2 separate regions of the Homo sapiens genome follow, and region 1 is linked to region 2. A link is a loop called in an ENCODE intact Hi-C map of the cell type or tissue named here. Cell type or tissue: ascending aorta. All regions are shown on one strand. Links, peaks and the distances in the headings refer to the core of each region. The heading gives the core; the rest is flanking DNA.

Region 1 (6,871 bases), core at 4,227-6,726, 220 kb before region 2:
ATTTATTTGCAACTCAAAAGATGAATGCAATTTGAAATTGATGGTCTTTTGAAATCAATGAATGCAATTTGAAATTGCCACCATGGCAAGCTACCGTGTGTGTTTGAGCTACCATGTGTTCGAGACATGCTAACCAATGCTGACTCGCAAAGGGCTTGGAGAAGATTTCAATGAGTTGGCAACTCAATCCTCTTGAAAAATACGGATTTCCAGCCTCTCTTAACAATCAGAAGATCTGGAAACACTAACTTTGCACTCCCACAGGGCAACAAATGGTGAAGGACGAGGCAAGGACCAGCTCCCCAGGCTCCACACTGTCTGCTTTTCTCATTCATCAGCTGCACCCCTTCAGCACTTAAGATTGTGACCCCTGAGCAGATGTGGAAGGGGGTTTCAAAACAAGAATGCCAACACCCATAGCCGGCCCAAAGCCCGTCTGCATGACACTCCTGGCCTCACTCATTTATCTTTTGGAAAAAGTCACCGCAGGGCCAGGGGGCTGGCTTTCAGCTCACACTGAATCTATCTGAACTAACCTGAGCTTTTAAAGTTTTCAGCCAACGTCGACAAGGCTAAAGCCACAGAGACATTCATCACCTAAATGCCCAACTAGCAAATTCCAGCATTTCTAGATTGACAAAATAATATGCAATTATCTAAAATGATGTATATTGTTTATGACCCAGGAAAAACTTTATAATATGCCAACTGATAAAAAGCAGGTTTATTTATAGTATGGTTTTTAACTAAGCAAAACGATATACAAAGAAAAAAGGCTGGAATAAAATATACCTAACTACTGACAATAATTTTCTATAGGTATCTGGATTACATATTATTTAGGTTTTCTTATTACATTTCTGTTTTTCTCAATGTTACTAAAATAAGAATACGTTATTTAAAAGAAAATTGAGCTAATATGCTTCCAAATTAAGAAGCGACATGCTAGAACCCAGAAAGCCAATCCATACATCACACTGGGGCAATGGCCATACTCTGGGCTGCCTCCAAATTAATACAAACTGGCTCTCCTCCTGCCTGGGGCAATGCTAGCACTTCATGCACTTTGAGATGAGCCACTGGAGGGGGTCTTCAGGAAAAGAAGAGCGCTGCTGGTTTAATTCAGGACTGAAGAGGTTGCTATTCTCAGCTCTATAAGATGGATCACATCCCAGGCTGAAAATCAGGTTCCAAGGGCTCTTGTCCAAAGATCTGCTCCTGCGTTTAAACAGTTCAGTCATGTATCCATCTGTGCCTTAATTTCTACATCTGGAAATGGAGATGCTATGACCATAAGGATGAAAAGGGCAGCATTTACTGATCCCCACCGTGTACAGGACACCTGACGTTCATGGAAAGCCTGGCCAGGTAGACCAGACCATTTTACTGAAAAGGCAAAAGTCTCAGGGCAATTGGAAACTCATCCAAAACCCAGGAGTCGTGGAGGGGCCAGGATTTCAATTTCAAGACTGTTGGGCTCCAGAGCCCACAGAGTCTTGTCCAAAGGTCACCCAGGCAGCAGGCACAGCGGTGATGCCATGAACCACAGGGCATGAGTTATGAGTGGCTGCGAATGAATGAGAAACACCTATCAGCCCAGGCAATATGGAAGCACCAGGTAAGAGCCACAGGCTGTTTCCTAGCAGGCTGCTACAAACACACTGAAAATGGCATGCGACCAGCAGCTGGGGAGAGGGAATGGAATATGGCCAAAACAAACTGACCACTTTTATAGTGCCATTTATTTTAGAAAAAGAAATTAACGAAGGAAACTTCAATATCAATGAAGTTGCAAGAATATAATGAGCAATGCTTGCTCCCACGAGAGATGGCTTTTTAATTATTTTTTCAGATGAACTTCAGTCACAGTATATTTGATCCATACCCAATCCACGTTCTTTGGAGAGTTAAAACACATTTTACCCAATGTCAAGTTAAAATAAAAACTCATCAGAGGCAAATAACTCTTTGCTCCCAGGGCTCTGAAAGGAAATTTGGTTCTCTTTGGTTGCTGGCCAGTATTCGGGGGCCCTTCGTACTAATCAAACACTTGGCAGATGAAATCTGAGAATTATTCTCTTTGCATTATTAACGGAAACACAGAGGGCTGCACTGGGGTTCAGGATAAGTGATAAACAAAGAAAACGTGACACATTTTTGTGTCTAATACGTGTGCCTCCTGAGTTAGAGCACTTGTTCTGTGTATTCAGGCAAACAGCAAAGCCTCCCTTCTCAAAGAACCCCTTTCCGCTGGCCAGCTCCCATTCTCTCCAGAACATCCATCCTCAGGAGAATCTGCCAGCCTGTCTCTGTGCCGTGTGTGTGTGTGCGTGCACGCGCGTGTGTCTGCCTAACACACACAACTCAAAATTATCTGGTTTCATCTTGATCCCAATCTGCATTCTTAAAACTGCATCATCCACATTTGATACAATTGCACAGAACTATACACAGACACACAAATGAGCACATATAAAACTGGAGAAATCTTGGCCGGGCGCAGTGGCTCATGCCTGTAATTCCAGCACTCTGGGAGGCCGAGGCAGGCGGAGCACTTGAGGTCAGGAGTTCGAGAGCAGCCTGGACAACATGACGAAACCCTGTCTTTACTAAAAATACAAAAAAAAAAGTAACCGGGTGTGGTGGCAGGCACCTATAATCTCAGCTACTCGGGAGGATGAGGCACGAGAATCACTTGAACCCAGGAGGCAGAGGCAGCAGTGAGCCAAGATGGCGCCACTGTGCTCCAGCCTGGGTGACAGAGTGAGACTTCATGTCAAAAAAGAATAAAAAAAAAAAAAAGAGAAATCTGAATAAATTTTATGGATCACAGCAATGTTAACTTCCTGGTTTTGCTACTGTGTGATAGTTACCATGACATCAACAGCAGGGGAAACAGGAAGAAGGATACAGGGGACTTTCCTGTATTTTGCCACAACTTGTGATTCTGTAATTTTTAAAAGTTATTTAAAAAAAAAACTATATCATCAATTCCTCAAGTACTTAGAGAGAAAAATTACAATACAGCTCCTTACCGAAAACTTTTGGCAAAGAGGCAGGAGTGTAGTCTTGGTTTGGTACTAATCTCTTTGGTGTCTGTTATGGGCTGAATAGTGTTCCTTCCCCCAGATTCATATATTGAAGCCCTAACCCCCAGTACATCAGCATGTGACTGACTATATTTGGAGATAGATCCTTTAAAGAGGCAATTAAGGTTAAATGAGCTAATATGGGTGGGTTTAAACCAATGTGACTGGCGACCTTGTAAGAGGAGTAAATTGGATACACAGAGAGACCAGGGATGTGTATGCAGAGGGAAGACCACGTGAGGACACAGGTAGAAGGCAACCATCTGAAATTCAAGGAATGAGACCTCAGAGGACGCCAACCCTGTGGCACCTTAATCTTAGACTTCCAGCCTCTAAAACTATAAGAAAATATCCTTCTGTCATTTAAGCCTCCCAGTCTGTGGTGTTTGCTTAGGGCAGCCCTAGCAAACTAATACAACGCCATATCCCACATCCCCCATTCATCTGGTTTTGTCCTCTGGTAATGAGCTCCCCAGCCCTTGGCATCCCTCTTAAGAAGGAAGTATGGTAGGAAATCCATCAAGCATGGAGCAAAGGTCTTAGCTCCGAAGAGCTAACTAAGCTTTAGATACCATCCGCCTACCCATGAAAGGTTAGTGCTCAACTATTTGGGGAGCCATCAAAATATGGAAGAGGGATAGGGATTATTCATGGTAGATCCAGAGGGCATAACCAGAACCCAGGGTATGGGAAGTTGTAAGGTGGCCTATTTCTAACACAACACTTAAAAAAACCTCCTAGTGGTTACTGCGGTTCAAAAAACAGAATGAATGGCATGTGAAGGTATGGCGCCCACACTGCTGGAAAGAGCTGAGCGAAAGATGCAACAGATCAGTTGCTCCTGCCCCAGATGTCTAAGGTCTGATTTGCAGCCATCTCAGCTCAAAGCACTATGAAACAGGGGTGCAACCTCTTTACAGAACTCAGACCTGAACCGTTAGCTAGGACCACCTTCCTCTCTCTCCATCCTACCTCCAATACTCCATTCTGGCTCTGACACTCATTCTCCATTTCAGCAGCACCTCTCTCCTTGGACTCCAGACACACTGCTGTCTTCCCACCTTCCTGGCTCCTGCTGCAATTTGTATGCCCAGGAGGCTTCGGGCTGTCTCGTGGAATGCCCTGGCTTGCACCTGACTCCCTGGACCGTGCACCACCCTTGAGCTCCCATCCCAGCCTCGTGAGCAGATCCCAGACATACCTGAAATAAGCATCACTTTCAGACCCACAGCCCAGCCCTATCCAGGTAAATGAGCTTGGGTAAGTTACTCAACCTCTCGGAATCACAGTTTACCTATCTGCTTTGTTTAAAACAGCAAATATTTTAAAAATCCATGTCCAACTATAGAAAGTATTAAATATTGTCGTATATATTCAGAAGGGATTATATATGCAGCAATGTCATAGAATAGTAACAAACAAATGCTCATGAAATAGTAAGAGAAATGAAATTACACAAAACATCATTTATCTTGAACACATTTTCATAGAAAAGCATGCTAATGCAGAAGAGAGAATAGAATTGTGTACACCATAAAGCTACAATATTCTCTAATTATTCTTTTTCTACATATTCAAAATTGTAAACGGTGAACATGTAATGCTTTTTAACTAGGAATAAAGTTATTGAGAAATCTTTAGTACTCCCATTTCACCTTTTCCTCCTTGAAAAAAAAAAGGGGGGCAACCTAATGAAAGGGCACAGTAAGCCCATTCCATCATCCTACTTACACTTTCATAAAAAGCAAATACGACTTGTGTTCTGAACTTAGAGAAACAGAAGGACAGCTAAGAAAACTGGGCTAATGGAAGATCACAACATGGAGCTAGAGGCATGACTAGACTCCCAAAGAATGGATTCTCCGACCTCAGTAGGGGCCCAGTGGTCTCCACTGCCACTGCGCCCATGTAGTCACTCTAGGAACAAAGAGTGCCACGTGCCACCCACGGGTCACCGTCTGGCTGCACTGTGAGTCCGGGTGCCGCATGATGCCGCAGTGAAAGCCTGCCAGCAGAGCCGAGTCCCCATTCATCCAGTTTTGTCCCCTGGTAATGAGCTCCCTTGGCTCCCTCCCACACTGGAAAGGACGGGCTGAAGAATGGTGCCAGCCAGAGGAGCCCCTTGTGAATAGCCCATCCAGGAATCCAGGAATCTGGCAGCGGCTCAGCCACAAGAGGCCAAAGCAAGTAAGTCATTTCAGTGGAAAATATCGGCTTGATTCAAGATGGAATGCTTCACTTTGCCCTGGGTTGTAGTGGAAGCTACGACACGGCCACCGATGTACAAACAGCACCCATCTAGTGACCCACAATGCGGGTGACCCGGGGCAGGTGTCATCACCACTGATCTGCAGCCTGAGCTGTGCATGTTGATCATTCTGTTCCCTGCTGACACCCAAAGGGAAGGCTCAGCTCAAGAACAAGCTGGTGTTTTACACATGCCATATTTAGAATCCTTTCAATCTCCACTATAGTGTCACGATTTAGGCATATGACCAGACAATTGGTTGTGGGCCCCTCTCTAGACCAACTCTGCAGGAGCTGGAACCAGGGGTACACATGTTATTCCTCCCCGATGGATATACAGTTACACCTACAGTCCCAGCATCAGTCCCTTGAGACTTTCCTCCTCTTCAGGGAGTTAAGAGGCCAGAATTTTATATCAATCCTGTTCAGTGGGCTACCCCAAATACTGTGAAGTAAAGTTAAGTGGCTTCAGGAACTAGTGCCATATTAGAGGAGATAAACTCTGAAATATTCTCACTACCACAAACACTTTTTTTATAGCTCATACAATAAATAAATGAACCAGTTATACTCTGCATATGCTATGATCTTAAATTATACCTGGAGAATAAACCACATATGGAATAAAAGGCCCCCTATTGAGGCCAATCTATGCAAAAGACTTGTCCTCTCCTGATCCCGATAAACACAAACCCATGTAAACCAGTGCAGAGAAACCCAGAACTATCATCTCCATGGCATGGGCTACGATGTTTTGGAATCTGGCCATATGTAACAGAGCCACCAAGATGTTCGTATGTCATGCAAAGAGACACTCCCCCAACTCAGACTTATCACAGAGGAATGGGGTGACCAAATAGAAATTTGGCTGAATAGTTCTTCCTACCAAAGACTCAATGCAAATCCCACAGACAAGGCCTCAGAATTCAAGAAGGCCTTCTGCCTCAAATGATCAGCCCTACTGTCCACGCCTCCACCTCCCACACCCCCATGTCCCAAACCAAAGTGCTTCCTCACCATAAAGCTTTTGGCACATTCAAACCAACCCTCACCCAGTGTGGGGAAACAGCACAGCTTAACTCATCAGGAGACACTTCCAGAAGAGGGTTCAGTGACTACGGCTGGAAGCCCCAGGCAGAAGTGATACAGCACTGTTAGGACTTCAGGGGTGACTCTGGGGAGAAATTTTTCTACTTGATTCTATCAGCAGAGACAACAATTCAGGTTTTCACTCCCCATTTCATTCCCTGTGCTCTGATTGATCTACTTCCTGTTATTCCTACCAGAAAACAACTCTCCCAGAGCCCTAGGGTGACATCAGTCAAGTCAGAGGGTGGACCTCAGGAGACCTTTGTGGCTACATGCTGTAGTCCATGATCTGGTGTGCAAAAAACTCACGTGGAGCGGCTTTCACTCAAGACTTAAGGCAATGAAAGAAAAATGATTACCTTAGTTTCCCTTCCTCCACCATAACCACTCTCAGGTAATAATGGAAACCCCTAACCATCTCTGGCCTGAGCCGTTTTCTCTTCCCC
Region 2 (6,871 bases), core at 1,608-4,107:
GTTTAATCGACTTCAGTTCAGCATGGCTGGGGAGTCCTCAGGAAACTTACACTCATGGTGGAAGACAAAGGGGAAGCAAGAGTCCCTTATAAAACCATCAGATCTCATGAGAACTCACTCACAATCACGAGAACAGCATAGGGGAAACCACCGCCATGATTTAATTACCTCAACCTGGTCCTGCCTTTGATACGTGGGGATTACGGGGATTACACTTCCAGGTGAGATTTGGGTGGAAACACAGAGCCAAACCATATCAATATGGCATTTAACTTAGAAGTATGTATGATGTGACTTACATTTACTCATATGTCACCCTCAATAGACTGTAAGGTCTGTGACATAAGGAACTGTGGCTCGCCTTGCATCCCCGATTCATTCCTCTGGTTCAGGGTGTGGCACGTACAGCTGCTCTCTCTCTCTCTATATATATATATATATTTATTTGAGACAGAGTCTCGCTCTGTCCCCCAGGCTGGGGTACAATTGCGCTATCTCAGCTCACTGCAACCTCTGCCTCCTGGGTTCAAGTGATTCTTGTGCCTCAGATTCCAGAGTAGCTGAGATTACAGGCACACACCACCACACCTGGCTAATTTTTTGTATTTTTAGTAGAGATGGAGTTTCGCCATGTTGCCCAGGCTGGTCTTGAACTCCTGAGCTCAGGCAATCTGCCCACCTCAGCCTCCCAAAGTGCTAGGATTACAGGCGTAAGCCATCACGCCAGGCCTAGCTGCTCAATATTTGAACCAAAGGTGTCCCTTGTTCCCTGTCCATTCTGGGACATTAGAGACCTTCCCAATAACCTGCCTCTAACTGCCTGGACCTTCTCATTGCCCGTGACTGTTCTTGCTCTCCATTTAGCCACAGGCTTTCATTCATTATTTTGATAGCTACTTCTTACGCATCTCATCTGTGCACAAGACATAGTCTTTGTCCTCACAGGACTTACATTCTACAAGAGACTACAGATGAAGTATTATACACAGTGCTCTGTGGTTAGTTGTGGTGAATTCCTCTAAATGCATACTCACTGTGCGGGAGAGCTTGCAAGAGTGAGACTCTGCAACCTGAGAGCTCAGCAAAACCTTATTTTGGGAAATAACTTTTCAGCTCAGGCTGAAGGGTGAATAGAGTCAGCCAGAGCAAAGGGCAGGAGAAGCACTCCTTGTTTGTGTGCACACTGGGGACCTGGGTGGGTGGCTGGGGCATGGGAAATGCAGGAGAAGTGGCTCCAGGCTGCCCTGGGGAGATGGGAAATGGACCACTCATACAGTGCCATGCTGAGGATTTTGGATTTTATTCCGAGAGGCAGAAGTTAAAAAGTTGAAATGCATTGAAAGGTTTATAAACAAGACAGTGACATGATCGGGTTTCAGGTTTCTAAAGCATTGCTTTGGTTCCTGCTTTGAACAGGGCTAAGAAAAGATCTGTAAGATTAATTAACTGGCTACTACAGTCGTTTTAAGAGAAAGATGATGGTGGCTTGGGAAAGAGTGATTTTTTTGATATATTCAGAAGTGCATTAGTGGAGATTTGGAGCCTGATTGGGTCTGGAAAGGAAGGATTTGAAGATGAGCACTTAGCATGGCCATGTCTAGGAGTATTTCCCCCATTTCAGAACTTTTCCTGGTTGTGGAAATGACAGTATTCATCACCATAGTAACAAGTACACATTTTTTCACATGAAGAGTATTCTTCGCAGTTAGATAGACTTCAGCTTCAGGAGAACAGAACAGAGTGTTTACAAAGTTTGAATTAACATAAGGGGTAGGGCGGGGATCAGAATAGCACACAGGATATCAGAATGTTATCTACACTGGCTCCATTCTATTGAGGTATGACCGCTAGGCTACAAAGCTGCGTTTTTGCTGTGTGAGAGAGAGCACAACCTCCTCTTCACAGTACTGCTGAGAGTCACAGAAATCAGTGGGAGAAGGTAAGCTCTTAGTTCTAATTTTTCATTTTTCTTCATTTAAGAAACGATTCAGCTCTTGTCTCTCTTCAGCGTCACTTACAATGATGAAAGTCAAGAGAAGAGCAAATTCTACTCCGTGTCATTGAAAGTCATAACCTTTACCACCTAAAACATACAACTTGCTCAGAGAGTACGTCTAAGCAGGTCCTAGAAGCTGCCACCTTATCGCTCTGTCACTATGGTGAGAGGAGCCACATGGAACAAGGTCAATATGAACACGTTGATAGCAGCTTCTTACTCCAAACACTGTGTGTTAAACCATTCTCACATGGCTATAAAGAAATACTTGGGACTAGGTCATGTATAAAGAAGAGAGGTTTAATTGGTTCATGGTTCTGCAGGCTGTACAAGAAGTAGAATACAGGCGTCCGCTGCTGGGGAGGCCTCAAGAAGCTTCCAATCACGGCAGAAGTTGAAGGGGGACCAAGCATCTCATGTGGCGGAACAAGAGAGAGAGAAGTTGCTACCCACCTTTAAACAACCAGCTCTCACCAGAATTCGCTCACTATTGCGAGGACAGCACCAACGAGTCGGTGCTAAACCATTCATGAGGGATCAGCCCCCACGATTCAATCAGCTCTCACCGGGCCCCACCCCCAACACTGGAGATTACATTTCAACATTAGATTGGGTTGGGGACATGAATCCAAGCTATATCACACTCCAATGATACCTTAAATCATGTAATATATATATTAACTCAGCGAGTGTTTATTGAACAAATTATAGGCATGTGAAAATTTATGAAACAGTGTCTAGCATATATGACTGAAGCTTCCAAGAGGAAATAATAAGAACCACACTATAGGAACTCTGCTGGAGCTGTCCAGGAAAAAGGAGAATAAAAATAAAGATAGCTGTACCTATTGGATCTTTCCCTAAAGCAGTGGCAGCATGAGGGGGAGTCCAGAGAAAAACCCATGAGTCCTAAACCGTGAGATATTGGAAACCCCAGCCTCAGCGTCTTCATCTGAAAACTGCTCATTGGATTTCCAGAGACACTTCAAGTTCCCTTCCATATTTTACTGGGATTTCGTATTTTACTGTGAGGTGTGTCTTTTTCTCATATGACATATTAGGGCTCACACACTGCGAGGAATCTGCTTCACTGAAAGGCAAAATTGCTTTGGACTCTGGCCTAACCCCTCCCCTTCAGGGAAGTATCCAGCAAAGATTTCACAATAAATGAGATCACACTGTTCAAAGAGACAAAGTATTGCTTCTTTCTATAATATGTAAACAAAATATCCTCTGGATATTGCTTAGAAACAATGATTTAAATTTTAGGTCTTCCCAAACAATCTGTTTGCAAGAATGCACATGATACAAAGATGTTGATAGCGGCACGGAAAAATTCTGTCAGTCCTAAAGACATTGCTGACACAGCCAGAGTCAACCCCGGAGGCACACTATAAACTCCCATCAACTATGAAAAACAGAACTCCTCATGAACAATGCAGAACGAACGAACGGGTACTCCTCGGCTGTCAAACCTGGGGAGTGGCCCCGTGTGACCTAACCTCCTGGTAGGGCAGGGACCAGCCTAGGAAAATTGCATCTGGGACACCCACCTCCTGAGAGAATACCCTGGTGTAATGGATTCTTGGAGAAAGTTTCCAAAAATGAGTCAGAGGAAAGCATTTCTGATTTTTTCCATTCCCCAGCAGTGTTTTGGCGTTAACTTTTCCTCATTTACTCCACATGCCCAAACCCCAAGACTGATTGTCATGACATCATGCTAAATTAGCCTCTCATTTGAAGCGACCGCTTTCTGTGATTTGAAGATTGGGAGGAAGCAAAGCAAAACCTAATATTTCAGTGGCTATATGTAGGCCAGGACTAGCTCCCACTGTTGGCCCATCTACCTCTAGGACTGAATCTTATCTGATCATTTCCATGGCAACAGCTGTGGGATTGGAATAGGATGAAGGTTTAGGAAGAGTTGCTGGAATTCAGTACTAGACGAGTGAGGATTATTTAACTACACACTTGTGTTGCCATGGAAACGCAAATTTACAAATCAGGCAGGATTTTTGTAGCTCAGCAGCACAGTATTATATTCTTAGGCCTGCTTCAAATCTCCCTGTTCCATTTCCTCTCTCACTGGGGGGAGATATCCCACCAGATACAATTTAATTATTCCCCAAATACTTTCTATTTTAATGTTTAAGGCAGAAATATGGATAGGCTAGGACCAAGACCAAAGTGATTATTCTAAAATGCTTTTCAGTTTTATTTTTTAAAAGCAAAATGCTGTTTAATCTAAAGAAAGAGAATTTCAAACATGTGATAGGAAACATATTCATACAAGAGTCAATTAAGACCCATCTAAATCCAAACCAAAATTACCCTAATTTGAAAAGAATGATATCTAATTCTTGTAGGGTAAGTCCTGCCTAGACTTTGAATTCATTTTATAGCAAGTTCATGTCAGGGAATCAGAAATACTTCATCTGTAACCACTGTTTTAGGATTTATAAGCCACTTCGATTTCACAATAAGCTTATGGGTATGGAAGAGCAGGGGTCAAGACGAGCATTTAGAGACAAAGAATTGTGGTCCAAAGTGGTTGTGTGGCTTGCCTGAGACCAGGCAGTCTTTACACATGTACGATCTTTTTTTTTTTTTTTTTTCCAGCTCTTTGGTCTGTTAATGGAAATACCTATTAGAACTCCAGCGAGTATTTTATTTAACTCCTTATAATGTTACTAACAGAATTCCTCAGAAATGAACTTTTAGAAATACTCACCAGTCCTTTCTTCCCCAAATCCCCGTGTTCTTGGAGGAGTGATGTCTTGCAGCATGTTCTTTGGCCTAGGAAGACCTATGATGGCTCTTGTCTCCTATTTTTGAAGGAGTTGGGGGTGGGCATCAGTATTACAGCATGTCTTAGAACACACTTGTGGCAGGGCGCGGTGGCTCATGTCTGTAATCTCAGCATTTTGGGAGGCCGAGGAGGGCGGATCACCATGTCAGGAGTTTGAGACCAGCCTGACTAACAAGGTGAAACCCCGTCTCTACTAAAAATACAAAAATTAGCCAGGCGTGGTGGCGCATGCCTGTAACCCCAGCTACTCAGGAGGCTGAGGCAGGAAAATCGCTTGAACCCGGGAAGCGAAGGTTGCAGTGAGCCAAGATCACGCCATTGCACTCCAGCCTAGCGACACAGCAAGACTCTGTCTCAAAAAAAAAAAAAAAAAAAAAAAGAACACACTTGTACGGGACCACTTAAATGTGCCAGAAATCAGCATACTACAGAAAACTGAGCTCAGAACCACTCCCACTCCAGGGGGGAAGCAGGTTGGACCCACCTTCCAGGCACTGAGAGGAAGTCCAGCGCAGCAGCCAGGGTGAGTATCAAGGCAGCACCTGGAACAGGAGCTGGCGTCGCGTGTCTGACAGGGGTGGAGGAGTTCTGACAGGGACTGTTTCAATACCCAGATTTCTGCAGGGAGAGCTAGGAGGTGGGGAAGAGCTGTGAGGATTGGGAGATGTAGTGGAGCTGCTCAGTACATCACTGGGATGCAGCTATGGCAGAGGCTGGGGACATGAGGAAGGGTACTGTGCTGAGACCCTCACTGGGTTCTAGGTCGGGGGGACCAGCCACTCAAGGGAATTTATGTTGAGTCCTGGAGCACTGGGCCGGGACTCTTAAGGACTGGGTGCTGCTCACAGAGCAGGGTTGGACATGGTCCAGCTGTGGAAAGAAAGGAATTTGTAAAGGCTGGGCTGAGAAATGGCCACACCAGTGCACCACACATCCCAGCGGAGTAGAGCCCAGAGGAAAGTCAGACTTTCCTGAGACCGATATCTAGTTCCACCTGCCGCTAGAAATGCAATGTCAGGCCAGTTAATTCATTTCTCTAAGCCTCTGTTTTCTCCTCTGTAAAACGGGGGACAATTGCAGTCTATTATAGAGTTTGTCACCCTAGTCTAATCCAAAACTTTTGTTTTACAGCTGAGGAAATGCATGTCTAGCAAAATTAAGTGCTGTCCCTCACCCATGGACCCTCCACCCCAACCTCATCCCAGCTTGTTAGTGTCAGAACTGATCTTCAAACCTGCATGTTAAGAATGGAGGTGGGAGCTAAATTTGATCCAAAGTTTAAAGACAGGGAATATTTTCGCTTCATCTGATGTCACTTCTGGGCAACTGATAATGTTAACAATGTATCAAAACTCCATCTAGCCAGTGCTATAAGTCTGACCCTGGAAGAAGTGGCTATATGTAGGCCAGGACTTAGCTCCCACCGTTGACCCATCTACCTCTAGGTAGACGAATGAGGATAGAGTCAGGGCCACTTACACAAGCCTGAGGGTAAGACAACGGCCTGATTCTGGCAGTGTCTGTGTGGTCAGCCTTAGGCCAGCTTGGATTTTTCTATTCCATATAAGGCTTTTCCTAAGAGTAACAACCATCTCAGAAAATTTCCAGTCTACAATGTGAAATTATCAACTATAGTTCTAATTCTGTACCTTAAATCTCTAAACTTATTCATCCTACATAACTGCAATTTTGAACCCTTTGGCCATCACCTCCCCAACTCCCCCACTTTTCTATCTCCCAAGCCACTGGTAACTAACTACCTTTCTACTCTTTGCTTCTAGGAATTCCACTTTTTTTTTTTTTTTTTTTTTTTTTTTGAGATGGATTGAGATGGAGTCTCACTCTGTCACCTAGGCTGGAGTACAGTGGCATGATCTCGGCTCACTGCGAGCTTTGCCTTCCGGGATCACGCCATTCTCCTGCCTCAGCCTCCTGAGTAGTTGGGACTATAGGCGCCCGCCACCAGGCCCAGCTAATTTTTTTGTATTTTTAGTAGAGATGGGGTTTCACCATGTTAGCCAGGCTGATCTTGATCTCCTGACCTTGTGATCCGCCCTCCTTGGTCT

What was found. A loop is a pair of places that touch in the nucleus more often than their neighbours do. Peaks named below come from ENCODE experiments on the same cell type or tissue, not always from the same donor. Only the 100,000 strongest peaks of a DNase experiment are listed, where the experiment ranks them.
Region 1: a loop joins it to region 2, with 3 times the contacts of the local background. A loop is called at or near these places in 1 of 110 quality-filtered maps.

Annotation. Positions count from the first base shown.
Region 1 is chr15:91,917,655-91,924,525 of GRCh38, reverse strand. All of the region lies in intron 2 of SLCO3A1 (solute carrier organic anion transporter family member 3A1), which reads right to left. Among named protein-coding and RNA genes, the nearest start is that of SLCO3A1, 67 kb to the right of the region's middle. In ascending aorta, for the core only: no CTCF peak of the experiment used is centred there; a DNase peak (open chromatin) is centred at 5,195; H3K4me3 peaks cover 652 bases; H3K27ac peaks cover 2,097 bases.
Region 2 is chr15:91,691,291-91,698,161 of GRCh38, reverse strand. No RefSeq gene overlaps it. Among named protein-coding and RNA genes, the nearest start is that of SLCO3A1, 160 kb to the left of the region's middle. In ascending aorta, for the core only: no CTCF peak of the experiment used is centred there; DNase peaks (open chromatin) are centred at 3,101, 3,461 and 3,821; H3K4me3 peaks cover 731 bases; H3K27ac peaks cover 1,423 bases.